Linked DNA regions of Homo sapiens: region 1 is linked to region 2. A link is a contact called in ENCODE Hi-C or POLR2A ChIA-PET data. All regions are on one chromosome and are shown on one strand. Each heading gives the region's core, a stretch centred on a gene start or an enhancer-like site at or near the end of the contact. The rest is flanking DNA. Distances are from core to core; before and after follow the strand shown. Region 1 overlaps HTT (huntingtin). Region 2 overlaps GRK4 (G protein-coupled receptor kinase 4).

Region 1 (6,551 bases), core at 1,181-3,680, 98 kb after region 2:
TGCTCTGCCCTCTCCAAATTGCAGTCGACCTTGCCCTGTTTATGTTTCCCTCATAGCACTAATCCATGTCAGAAATTGTCACGTACAGTCTATCTGTGTGCTTGTTTATTTTCTATCCCACCCTTCCGCAAGAGACTTATGGGATGTGTGCCCCAGGACAGCAGGGGTCTTACTGTCTTATGCTCTGTTGCAGCCCAGCAGCGATAACAGTGTCTGCACATAGTACTTGCTTAAAAGATACTTGCCAAATTGTTGAAGGTTGAGGTACCAATTTCATTATTGCTGACTATAGGAGTTATAGCAAAATATCCATTTGTCTGTTACATGAGTTAAAAATATGGTTGTTGCACTGTGAATAGTTTGGTTTAGTCAAAACAGTTGTATCTTAACGGATTGAGAAACAAAAGCAGGACCACTTTTCATCAGCTCCCTCCTTCTCCTTAACCAGCAATACATGCTGATGCTGATATCCCATAGACCCTCAGCTCCATCCTGAGTCACTGGGAATGTGGTCTAAACCCTCACTATTAATATGAACTGAGTTTCAATAAGAATCTTATATGGGTCGGGCATAGTGGCTCATACCTTTGATCCCAGCACTTCAGGAGGCCAAGGCAGGTGGATTGCTTGACCCAGACTAGGCAACATGGTGAAACGCCGCCTCTACAAAAAATACAAAACTTAGCCAGGCATGGTGGTGCGTGCCTGTGGTCACAGCCACTCGAGAGGCTGAGGTGGGAGGATCACTTGAGCCTGGGAGGTGGAGGTCGTGTTGAGCCAAGATCGCACCACTGCACTCCAGCCTGGGCAACAGAGTGAGACCTGTCTCAAAAAAACCAAAATCCAGAAAAGAACTTATATGGCTGCAGAGGTATAATCACTAAGGAAATTTCCTTTTGTATAATCTTTTTTCTTTTACTATCATTTAAAAAAATGTGTTATATTTCTGAAGCAACACATCCAGGTTCTGCACATAGCAGCCAAAGTGACCTTAAAGAATATAACTGGGTCTTGTCATTCCCTTATTTAAACTCTTGTACCCATTTCCCAGTGCCGTTTAGATAGAGATTCCAGACTCGTCAATGGCTCTGTCACCTCAGACACCCTGCATTGACTCATTAGTCTGATTAGAGTCAGGTTTTTCTTCCTCCTGATGGTTTTTTTTTCCCCCTTAGTTCTCAGCGGAACAGTCACTTCCTTAGGGAGGTTTCCCCAGCCACCCTCTGAGGCCGTGCTTGTTGCCAGACTCTGCCACTAGAGGGCAGGGCTGCACCACTCCTGGCACCTCGCACCCGGCCTGCCCTGTCACTCTGTGTGTTGGGTGAATTCCTGTGATCTGTGACTCACTGCTCTGTGTCCTACACATTCGGCTTTTCTTCTCTCCCCACAACCCCATTTTATAATTCTCCTTTTTCAGGAAAGCTTTATTCCCATTTAAAAATTTTTGTTTTTAAAATGGTATTTTCTTACACTTATTTTCTAATTAAAAATGAGTGTTTTAAGAAGTATTATGATTTACTGCAAATAATTTTTAAACCCAGCCTTTTAGATCCTCTGTGATCATAAGAGAAATGAAGGATGTCTCCCAACACTTGAGCTTCATCCACATTTCATCCTCCTGTTCTTTCAGCTGAGTTTTCCCCATCCCATTAGGGACTGTTGGAATATAAAACTGGCTTTTCCCTAACAGGGAATGAATTGCTTCTGTTTCTCCTGAAGGAGAGCTGGAAGAATGACTTGCGTTCTTTTGCATACACAGGCCTTACCTGGTGAACCTTCTGCCGTGCCTGACTCGAACAAGCAAGAGACCCGAAGAATCAGTCCAGGAGACCTTGGCTGCAGCTGTTCCCAAAATTATGGCTTCTTTTGGCAATTTTGCAAATGACAATGAAATTAAGGTATGATTGTTGCCTCAGGTCACAAACATGCGAGTGATGCTGTGAGTGAGTCTGTGGAGGGTGAGGGCTTCTGAACAGGGAGTCCTGTGGGAGTGCTTCTTGGGGTATGTTGTATGTCGTAATTTAGACTACCATCATTTGTGTTATTTTTGAGGCACCTAAGGACTTCTTTCCACTTCTCATTTCTTACTGTGGGGTGAAGAGTTGAATTGGGAGATGGTTTCTAGATGCAAATTGAAAAGGCATTTTTCCAGAGCAGATTTGTTTTCGGCGTACTAGAGTGACTCTTTAACCTAGCTGCGGGAAGATGACTGTGCCAAGACTGCAGGTAGGAGAAAGCTCACTGACGAGGCCTTGTGGGTCTGAACGTCCTGCAGCTATCAGAGCCTGTTGGCTTCCTGTTGTGCATTCCAACAAATCATCTTCAAACCCACTTTAGTGTTTTGTTTATAATGTCCAGAAATAGTGACCCTGTCACATGCTCTACAGATTACAGGATTCTTAGCCTCTTCCTTTTTGGTAGGTCAGTCCTGGGTTTGAGCCCAAGTGACCCTCCTGGGAGGTGATGATACACACTGGGTAGAGTGGAATCAGATGGACTTGGATTAGAATTCTGTCCTCTTTACTAGTTATTTTCCTCTAGGCAAACTGCCCAACAGCTCTAAGCTATTTCCTTCGTATTCTGAAAAATAAGCCTTAATGGGACCCATATAGGGCAACTCTGAGAGTAAAATAAAGGAATATGTGTTAGAGTGTAGCATAGTCACCCACGGGAAGGGCTTAGATGTTAGCTGCTACTGCTCTTATTAGCTGAATGATTTGGAATAAACTGTTAGCCTCTCTCATGTTTTTTCTCTTGAGCTTCGAAGTTTTCTTGTTAATACTAAGGAGATATTCAAACTAGTCATGGGGTTTTGGAATGACGAAGGGAGATGATGAATCTAAAGAATTTAGTGTAATATTTCTTCATGCTCAGTAAATGGTAGTTTCTGCTGCTGTTATTTTTATTACCATCTCTTTGGAATGGGAGTAGGTGCTCCTTTGTGGTCAGAGGCTGTGAGAGCTCCACAGCGCCAGTTTGCCCATCTGTACACTGGGGTCTGTTGAAGGCAGTCCCCTCTGTGATATCTCTGGCTGTCAGAGCTCAGATGATAGATGGTATTTTTGTACTCTTAGTTCTCATCATTTTCATGATTTCGATCACCATTTGAGTATGATGATGCTAACACTTTGTTGAACGTAGAATCCGTTAATTACTTCCTTCCTGAACCTTTGGCATTAAAAAAAATCTATTCTGCTACCTCTCTGCTCATTTATGGTTATTCAAATTTATTATCAAGAGCCTGGTACAGTGGCTTGTGCCTATAATTGTAGCTACTTGGGAGGCTGAGGTAGGAGGATTGCTTGAGGCCAGGAGTTTGAGACCAGCCTGGGCAAGATAGTGAGACCCTATCTCTAAAAAAACTGAAAAAAAATTAGCTGGACATGATGGCATGTGCCTGTGGTCCTAGCTACTCAGGAGGCTGAGACAGGAGGCTCGGTTGAGCCCAGGAGTTGGAGTTCGAGGCTACACTGAGCTGTGATTGTGCCACCACACTCCAGCATGGGTGGTAAAACAAGATGCCATTTCTTAAAAAAAAAAAATATATATATATATATTATCAATGAAATTCAGTAGTACCAACAGGATTATAAACAAAGATAGTAGTTCCCTTCCTACTTTTTCTCTTAATCCTTGTGTCTCACAGGCAAACATAACTCTTAGTATTTCTTCCAATATTTACTTTCATGTTTCTTTCTTTCTTTCTTTTTTTTTCTTTGAGATGGAGTTTTGCTCTTGTTGCCAAGGCTGGAGTGCAATGACGCAATCTTGGCTCACCACAACCTCTGTCTCCCGGGTTCAAGCGATTCTCCTGCCTCAGCCTCCTAGTAGCTGGGATTACAGGCATGCATCACCACGCTCGGCTAATTTTGTACTTTTAGTAGAGATGGGGTTTCTCCGGGTTGGTCAGGCTGGTCTCGAACTCCTGACCTCAGGTGATCCTCCCACCTCAGCCTCCCAAAGTGCTGGGATTACAGGCGTGAGCCACTGCGCCCAGCAACTTCCACATTTCTAAATAACATGCTTCTACTGCTATTTTTTTTTTCAATTTTAGACATTTTTTTACTTTCACTATAGTTCTATCAGAATTCAGTGTGTACGTTATTATGCCTAAGTAAATAGTCATGGTTGCTTACGTATTATATTTCTTTGATTGTGTTTCTTATTTGATGAGAAAGCTGTGTTTTTTGCTCTGGGTTGAAACTGGAGAGAGGACCTGGGGAGGAGGAGGAGGACAGATGAAGTTGGTGACTGTACCTTCATGGCCATAGCTGGGTTCTCAGCACCCGGGGATCTGCTGATCACCTACTCATAGGCCAGGCCCCTATCGAAGTTCTAGGTGACCCAGTGCTGGGGACGGGGGGGCCACCTGCAAGGTCTAATCATGGAGGTGGGGGCTACAGTGTTGGCTTGTGCTGGGGCCAGCATCCTTAGGAAGGCATCTTGGAGGTGGAGGAGACAGCCGCCCACTTCTTGATTGGGGCCTTCAGCAGCACCAGCTTCTTGGGCAGGCTGGTGCTGGCTTTCATCACCATGTCGTGTTCAATCTTCTTCCAGATCCTGACTTCTAGGTTCAGCTTTCCTCAGACCCTGGTTCCTTTCAGAGGCCATTGCTGCTGCCTTGCTCTTTGCTGGCTTGTGCCTTGATTATATGTCTTTGTACAACTTTTTGTTTTCCTGGAGTTAATCTTCACATCTGTTTTCTTGGAGTTAATCGTTACCTCTATATCGCTTGCTTATTATTCTTTGGCCTTTTTGTCTTCTCACACCTTCCAACTTCTTTGTAATATGTGTTTAGTACAATTTTTCATGACAGGTAGTTTACTGAATCAGTTTTTCCCCAGTGTGGTCATCCAACTTGAGTTATCCAGCTCTCTGCCCCAGTCTGGGCAGGTTGATCTTCAGGTCTGTAGTACACTTGTATCCTAGGACTTCTCTTTGCCATTAGCCTGGAATTTCCTTTGCAGTTCTCCCGTTGGATGCCCAGTTCCTAGATGCCATATGTTTTTCTATCGTCTAGTAGCTTCCTGAGAGAAGATGAATGGGAGGGAAATTGTATGAGGTTTTGCATTCATAAAAATGCCATTTTTTTTCCTGTACACTTGGCTGGGTATGGTGTTCTGGGGTAGAAATCATTTTCCCTCAGAAATGCAAAGTCTTTGCCCTGTTGTCTTAAAATCTCCAACGTGACCCGATTCCTTAACCTATGAATGTACTTTTCTTTGGAAGCTTTCCATTTTTGGGGAGGTGAAGTGCTAGGTACTTAGTAGGCCTTTTAATTTGGAAACTTACATCCCTTCAGTTCTGGGAAAATTTTCTTAACATTTCTCTGAGAAGTTCTTGCCTTTTATTTTCTGTGTTCTCTCCTGAAATTGGTTAGTTGGATGTTGGTCCTCCTAGATTGACTCACATCTTACCTTTTTCTTTTCTTTTTCTGGTACTTTTTAGATATCCATCTCAAACTCTTCTATTCATTGTTATGTTTTTAACTTCTTTCTTTTCTTTGTCTCTTGATGGGGTCTTGCCCTGTTGCCCAGGTTGTGGTGCAGTGGTGCGATCATAGCTCACTGCAGCCTCAAATTCCTGGGCTCAAGCAGCTGTTCTGCCTCACCCTCCCAAGTAGTTGGGACTACAGGTATGCACCACCACGTCCAGCTATTTTCTTTACTTTTTTTTTTTTTTTTTTGAGATGGAGTCCTACTCTGTCGCCCAGGCTAGAGTGCGGTGGTGGGATTTTGGCTCACTTAAGCCTCTGCCTCCCAGGTTCAAGCAGTTCTCCTGCCTCAGCCTCTCAAGTAGCTGGGATTACAGGTGTGCACCACCATGCCCGGCTAATTTTTGTATTTTTAGTAGAGCCAGAGTTTCACCATGTTGGCCAGGCTGGTCTCGAACGCCTGACCTCAGGTGATCCGCCTGCCTTGGCCTCCGAAAGTGCCGGGATTACAGGCGTGAGCCCATCATTAGATCTTTAAATACCAGTATCTATAAGTCTTTTCCTCTTGAGTCAGCTAGTATCCCTGGAAGGAAATTACTCATTTTCCTGCTTGGAGGCTATAAGCTTGGCTATGTTTATCCTGCAACCGGGGACTGGAAGGGAGGGGACTGACAGTGTTGCTGGTCAGGGTGCCCTCTTACTTTTTGTTTTCTGTGTGCATCTCACGTCTGTCCTCAGCCTATGTAAACACCTCTTGAGATTATCCCTCTCAATCTTTGCCGGAGGTGGGGGAGGGGCTGCTTCCTGGGCTGCCTTGGATTGGAGGGAAGACCTCAGGTGAGTGGGTGGGAATTTGCCCAAGGAGCCATGAGACCAGCCACTATTTCACCCTCTCCATCCCTCCACTTTCAGATGTATGTGGCGCCTCCAAAGCCCGAGCTCTTCTTGGCGTCTGTGGCTTCAATAAGCTTGCTTTTTGCTGGTATCCCTCCTACCCTCCCCTGTCCCCAGCAAAGCTTGCATTTGAACTTCTTCCTACGGGCTAACAAATCAGTCAGTTATGTAGCTCTTGTTACTTTTTAGCTTCCGAAGTTTTGTTGACACCCGTAGTCTGCTA
Region 2 (5,996 bases), core at 3,434-5,933:
GCACCTGAGCCAGTGCAGTCCGAGCATAGTGGGGCTGGGGCTGGACCCTGATGCTTTAATGATGCGGCTGCCTCTAAAATAACACACAGGCCGGGCGCGGTGGCTCACGCCGGTAATCCCAGCACTTTGGGAGGCCGAGGCGGGCAGATCGCTTGAGGCCAGGAGTTCAAGACCAGCCTGGCCCACATAGAGAAACCCCATCTCTCCAAAAAAATGCAAAAATTAGCCAGGCCTGGGGGTGTGCGCCTGTAATCCCAGCTACTCAGGAGGCTGAGGCATGAGAATCACTTGAACCTGGGAGGTGGAGGCTGCAATGAGCCTCCCCTGTACTCCACTGTACTCCAGCCTGGGCAACACAGCGAGACTCTGTCTCATAAATAAATAAATAAATAAAAATAAAAAACAAGGCTTTCTCTCTCTATCTGGCTTTCTCTTGAGGTGTGGCTTCTCTGCACACTGAGGAGCTGGGTGGTTTAGATGCTTATTCCTTTAGTGAGAATTCAGCGGCCAGTTCCACACCCCACAGATAAATGGCATGCATCCCATCTTTCTCCTAACCAGGTGTATGGCACCGGACTAGAACCCTTCCCTCTGTCCCTCAGCCCCCTCCTCTGAAAATGGATTAGAGTAAATGGATTAGAGTAAATGTAGACTAAAGATTTTCAGGCCAGGCATGGTGGCTCACGCCTGTAATCCCAACACTTTGGGAGGCCGACGTGGGTGGATCACCTGAGGTCAGGAGTTCGAGACCAACCTGACCAACATGGAGAAACCCTGTCTCTACTAAACATACAAAATTAGCCAGGCATGGTGGCACATGCCTGTAATCCCAGCTACTCAGGAAGGCTGAGGCGGGAGAATCGCCTGAACCCAGGAGGTGGAGGTTGTGGTGAGCCAAGATCACGCCATTGCACTCCAGCCTGGTCAACAAGAGCAAAACTCCGCCTCAAAAAAAAAAAAAAAGAGATTTTCAATTTCAAGTCATCTTACTTATTCTTGTTGGATATTCACATTAATGGTATTCTAGTGTTTGTGATTTGAACTGCTTTCCAAAAAGATGTCTCTGGCTGGGTGCCATGGCTCATGCCTATAATCCTAGCACTTTGGGAGGCCAAGGCAGAAGGATTGCGTGACCTCAGGAGTTCGAGACCAGCCTGGACAACATGGTGAAACCCTGTCTGTAATACAAAAATTAGCCAGGCATAGTGGTACATGCCTGTAGTCCCAGCTATTCAGAAGGCTGAGGTGGGAGGATCAATTGAGCCTGGGAGGTCAAGGCTGCAGTGACTGTGACCTCACCACTACCCTCCAGCCTGGGTGACAGAGCCAGACCAAAAAAAAAGAAAAGAGATGTTGGCTCCATGGCTCCATTTGATTGCTTCTCTGGTATGGCAGACAGGACAGGCTTGGTCTTTGCTCTCTGATACTGGTCCTGGGATATTGTGATAAGAATCAGATTTCTTCCTGTCTTCATCTGGGATGCCACAGAGGCCAGGAAGGGCCAATCTTTCAGTCCACGCTTTTGTCCTTCACATCCCTCTCCTGGGCATGTACACACCCTAAACTCTTTCTTGTACATGTGCACTAAGTGACATGTAATAGTAATAACACAACAATTATAAGGCTAGGCTTGGTGGCTTACACCTGTAGTCCCAGTGCTTTGGGAGGCTGAGATGGGAGGATTGCTTGAGGCCAGGAGTTCAAGGCTGCATTGAGCCATGATTGTGCCATTGCACTCCAGCCTGGGCAATAGAGTGAGGCCCTGTCTCTAAACAACAACAACAAATAACAAAACAATAATAAATACTTGGAAGTATTAATGCACTTACCCGCTCACAGTAACTGTATGAAATAGGCATGATTATTATCTCTGTTTTACAGAAGGAGAAACTGAGGCTATAGAGGTTGGGTAAGTTGGCTCAGGTCCCTCAGCCAGTGAGTGGCTGAAGCCGGACTTGCAGTGGCCCATGGCTTTGACCTCTATGCTGTCCTCCAGAGGACCCTTCCACTGTGTCTTGCACATGGGAAGCATGCTGCTTGATAACAGAACAGCTGACACCCTCACTCCCAAGAAGGGAATGCATCCTTCTATTTCACTGCTTTTTTCATTCATTCTATTTCACTTCTGTTTTCACTTATAGCGTTAGAACCTAACGTGGACTTCTGTAATTGCAAATTCAAAATATTGAATTGTGTGTAATGATTGGCTTTCCCATATTCAGTGCCTATTAATGCACTAAAACACACTTGTTTTTATTTCTTAATACAACAAATGTATATAATTTTAAAAAATCTTTTTCTAGAGTTGCCCATAACTACCTAAGAGGGGAACCATTTGAAGAATACCAAGAAAGCTCATATTTTTCTCAGTTTTTACAATGGAAATGGCTGGAAAGGTATGTACTGATTTTAAACTTGATAAAAGCCAATTGAGGTGGCACATGCCTGTAGTCCCAGCTACTCAGGAGGCTGAGGCTGAAGGATTGCTTAAGCCCAAGACTTCAAGGCTATAGTACGGGATGATCAAGCCTGTGAATAGCCACTGCACTCCAACCTGGGCAATGTAGCAAGACCCCATCTCTAATACAACAGAAAAAAAGAAAAGAGACCTCAATAAAAGAAGTGTTAACTTCTCACAATGCATACTGATTGACGTAGACTTTTCCATCTGTCAAAATACAATTAGAAATTTTGAGTTGTATATGATATTTTTATACAGAAATTTTCATAGGTATTAGTGTTATACCATTTCTTCTAATTTAATAGACTCTGTTCTCTCTTTTTAAAATGGCAGGTATCCCTGTTGGTTCAGTGGCTAGAAAATAAAACTTAGCTTAGATTTTTAGTGCTAGAATAGGATGCAATGGGTGGGACCTGGCAGTTAAACCCTGCTCAGCCTCTTACTGTTTATGTGGCCTCAGGTAAGTGGCTTAGCTTGTATGAGTGGCAGGTCCTTGTTCTATAAATTACAGGTAATTATAGAATCTGCCTCCTTGGACCATTGCTAGGATCACCTGGGAAATGTGTGTACAACGCTTATAGCACAATGTTTGGTGCACAAAATAAGTGCTTAAAAAGTGTTAGCTGTGGGCCGGGCGCAGTGGCTCATGCCGGTAATCCAGCACTTTGGGAGGCCGAGGCGGGTGGATCACCTGAGGTCAGCAGTTCAAGACCAGCCTGGCCAAAATGGTGAAACCCGTCTCTACTAGAACTACAAAACTTAGCCAGGCACGGTGGCATGCACCTGTACTCCCAGCTACTTGGGAGGCTGAGGCAGGAGAAATCGCCTGAACCCAGGAGGTGGAGGTTGCAGTGAGCTGAGGTGGCTCCACTGCACTCCAGCCTGGGCAACACAGCAAGACTCTGTCTCAAAAAAAAAAAAAAAAGTGTTAGCTGCTACTAGTGTTATTATTAGTACTATTATTATTGATTGATTAAATTTCCAGTTCTTGCTTATACATGCTGTTTTTGAGGCGCTGGGTATAAACATCTTTGAGGTTCTTTTTTCAAAGGATGGCACAACGTATATACGTCATCTTCTTCACCTGCTTTCTGACAGGTTGAGAGGGATCTACCCAAGAGTATACCAGGAGTTATGAACATACATATTTCCTAGTGTTGGCTGGTTTCAGACCTATCTTTAGTTAGTGAGGATAATTAGACTGTTCTGCCTTTTGCTTCAGTGTCTTAAATATTAATTAAGATTAATTGGCCGGGTGGTGGCTCACGCCTATAATCCCAGCACTTTGGGAGGCTGAGGCGGGTGAATCATGAGGTCAGGAGTTCGAGACCAGCCTGGTAAACATGGTGAAAACCCGTCTCTACTAAAAATACAAAAAATTAGCTGGGTATAGTGGCAGGCGCCTGTAATCCCAGCTACTCGGGAGGCTGAGGCAGGAAAATTGCCTCAATCCAGGAGGCGGAGGTTGCAGTGAGCCTAGATCGTGCCACTGCACTCCAGCCCTGGCGACAGAGTGAGACTCCATCTCAAAAAAAAAAAAAAAAAAAAAGATGAATTAATTGCTCTTAGAGCAAGTCAAGAGCTATCCTGCTAGAGGGAGCCACAGTCCCTGAGCACAGACACCCTTTGTCCCGGGCATCCCCTTTGAGCAGAATGGTTCAATAAATGAGGCGAAGACAAGCGCTGAGTAAACTTTTCTTTTTTAAAAGAACAATGCAATGTGAGACCTGAAACTTGTTTTTCTCATTGATTAGGCAACCCGTAACAAAGAACACATTTAGACATTACAGAGTTCTAGGAAAAGGCGGATTTGGAGAGGTGAGTAACGGGAGCCAGTTCATAGCAGCGCTGCTAGCTGGGTGGGGAGCAAGGTCCTGAGAACATGGCTTCAGGTAATGCATCAGCTCTCCCAGTACACTGTTGCCTTAGTGGGTGTTTTGGGAATAATCTTTGCCAACTGTGAGAATCCACATGGAATTTTGAGCAAAAGGTTTTTAAGAATCCCTTCTCTTGGTGACTTCACCTTTTACCTCATAGTTCTGAAGAAGCTGGTTTCCATGCTTGATGCCCCAGCTCAGTCACTTTGCCCAGATGGAAAGACGATTCTGTTTCCGCATTGTGGAATTTCCATGATTCTATTTCCATACATTTAAGACTGGTCCCAAATTCACATAGTACAGAGTGAATTAGTAAATATACTTACGTAACCCTACTCTGTTTGGACACGTATGTACCTCATACCTACATCAAAAGGTGTTTGGAAATGTGTCAATTTGGGAAAATCCTAAGGAAATGACTCACAGACTCACGAGGGGTGTTTTTTTTGTTTTGTTTTGTTTTGTTTTGTTTTGAGATGGAGTTTCGCTCTTGTTGCCTAGACTGGAGTGCAATGGCGTGATCTCAGCTCACCACAACCTCCGCCTCCTGAGTTCAAGCGATTCTCCTGCCTCAGCCTCCCGAGTAGCTGGTATTACAGGCATGCGCCACCACACCTAGCTAATTTTCGTATTTTTAGTAGAGAGGGGGTTTCTCCATGTTGGTCAGGGTGGTCTTGAACTCCCGACCTCGGGTGATCCGCCCTCCTCAGCCTCCCAAAGTGCTGGGATTACAGGCGTGAGCCACCGTGCCTGGCCCGGGGTGTTGTTTAAATATGATGGGTCTCCTAGATGGAGACCACTGTAGTTGGTGGATGGAGAACAGCAGCAGTTCTGGTCTGGGGATTTAAAGAGATATTAATTACCTTACTAGTTACCTGGAGTGATCATATGGAGTTCAAGAACTTTTAAGTCCCTAAGAGCCAGGCAAGCCATTGGCAAACTAATACTGTATGTTTAACTCAGGAGCAGGTTACACTGCCCGGGTGTGACTCAGATATTACTGCTCCCATATTACAATTCAAAGGAAAAGCCACTAGCATTGCCTTGAAGTTAATTAGAAAGCTGACCTAGGAGGCAGCACACTGCACCTATATCTGTTATGCACCTGCAGCTTGACATGACAAGAAATTGGCCAACGTAGTTGTTACTTCAGGAGAAGTAACAGTACTGTCCCTCTGGTACAGTTCCAGAGACCATGAAGAATATTTTGCCTAATCCAATCGTATGCTTGCTCTAATCCCTCCATGATAGATATTTCTGTAAGAAATCCACCCTCTGTTTGAATATGTCCTAGAACAGGAAAGTCATTTTCTTACTTGGACTCTTGCTAATCTGCCTTTAATGATCTGCAAATGTAATGACTCAGATTTTGTGAAAGAACAGAGGAAAAATTTCTGGAACATGGGTCATGTGTTTACAAAGGAATGAAAGTCTAATTATAGCCACATGTAAGTTTTTAAAACATGTCAGTCTTAATAGGATATAATAGGGACATGTTAGCAAATTTTAGCTATTGTGAAAGACCTGGTGCTGGGCGCGGTGGCTCACGCCTGTAATCCTAGCACTTCGGGAGGCCAAGGTAGGCAGATCGCTTGAGCCCAGAAGTTCCAGATCAGCCTAGGCAACATGGCAAGACCCCATCTCTATTTAAATATTTA

The links. Hi-C counts contacts between places; a loop is a spot of excess contacts on that map. ChIA-PET counts read pairs that join two places held with the same protein, here RNA polymerase II (POLR2A). Pooled maps may share reads with other maps.
Region 1: a pooled map shows a loop between it and region 2 (5-fold over the local background). The contact joins two enhancer-like sites. A Hi-C loop is called at or near these places in 6 of 50 pooled maps. POLR2A ChIA-PET finds 5 or more read pairs at or near these places in 4 of 52 experiments (T-cell, WTC11, activated CD4-positive, alpha-beta T cell and 1 more).

Annotation. Positions count from the first base shown.
Region 1 is chr4:3,105,526-3,112,076 of GRCh38, forward strand. HTT (huntingtin) reads left to right here. Exons shown (of 67, transcript NM_001388492.1): 6 at 1,760-1,898. Among named protein-coding and RNA genes, the nearest start is that of HTT, 34 kb to the left of the region's middle. Within about 2 kb of position 2,431, at least 8 of the 41 ENCODE cell types and tissues checked have a DNase peak (open chromatin) inside an H3K27ac peak, as active enhancers do.
Region 2 is chr4:3,005,433-3,011,428 of GRCh38, forward strand. GRK4 (G protein-coupled receptor kinase 4) reads left to right here. Exons shown (of 16, transcript NM_182982.3): 6 at 2,304-2,396; 7 at 4,216-4,279. Among named protein-coding and RNA genes, the nearest start is that of GRK4, 45 kb to the left of the region's middle. RefSeq lists an enhancer at 4,001-5,200. Within about 2 kb of position 4,684, at least 3 of the 41 ENCODE cell types and tissues checked have a DNase peak (open chromatin) inside an H3K27ac peak, as active enhancers do.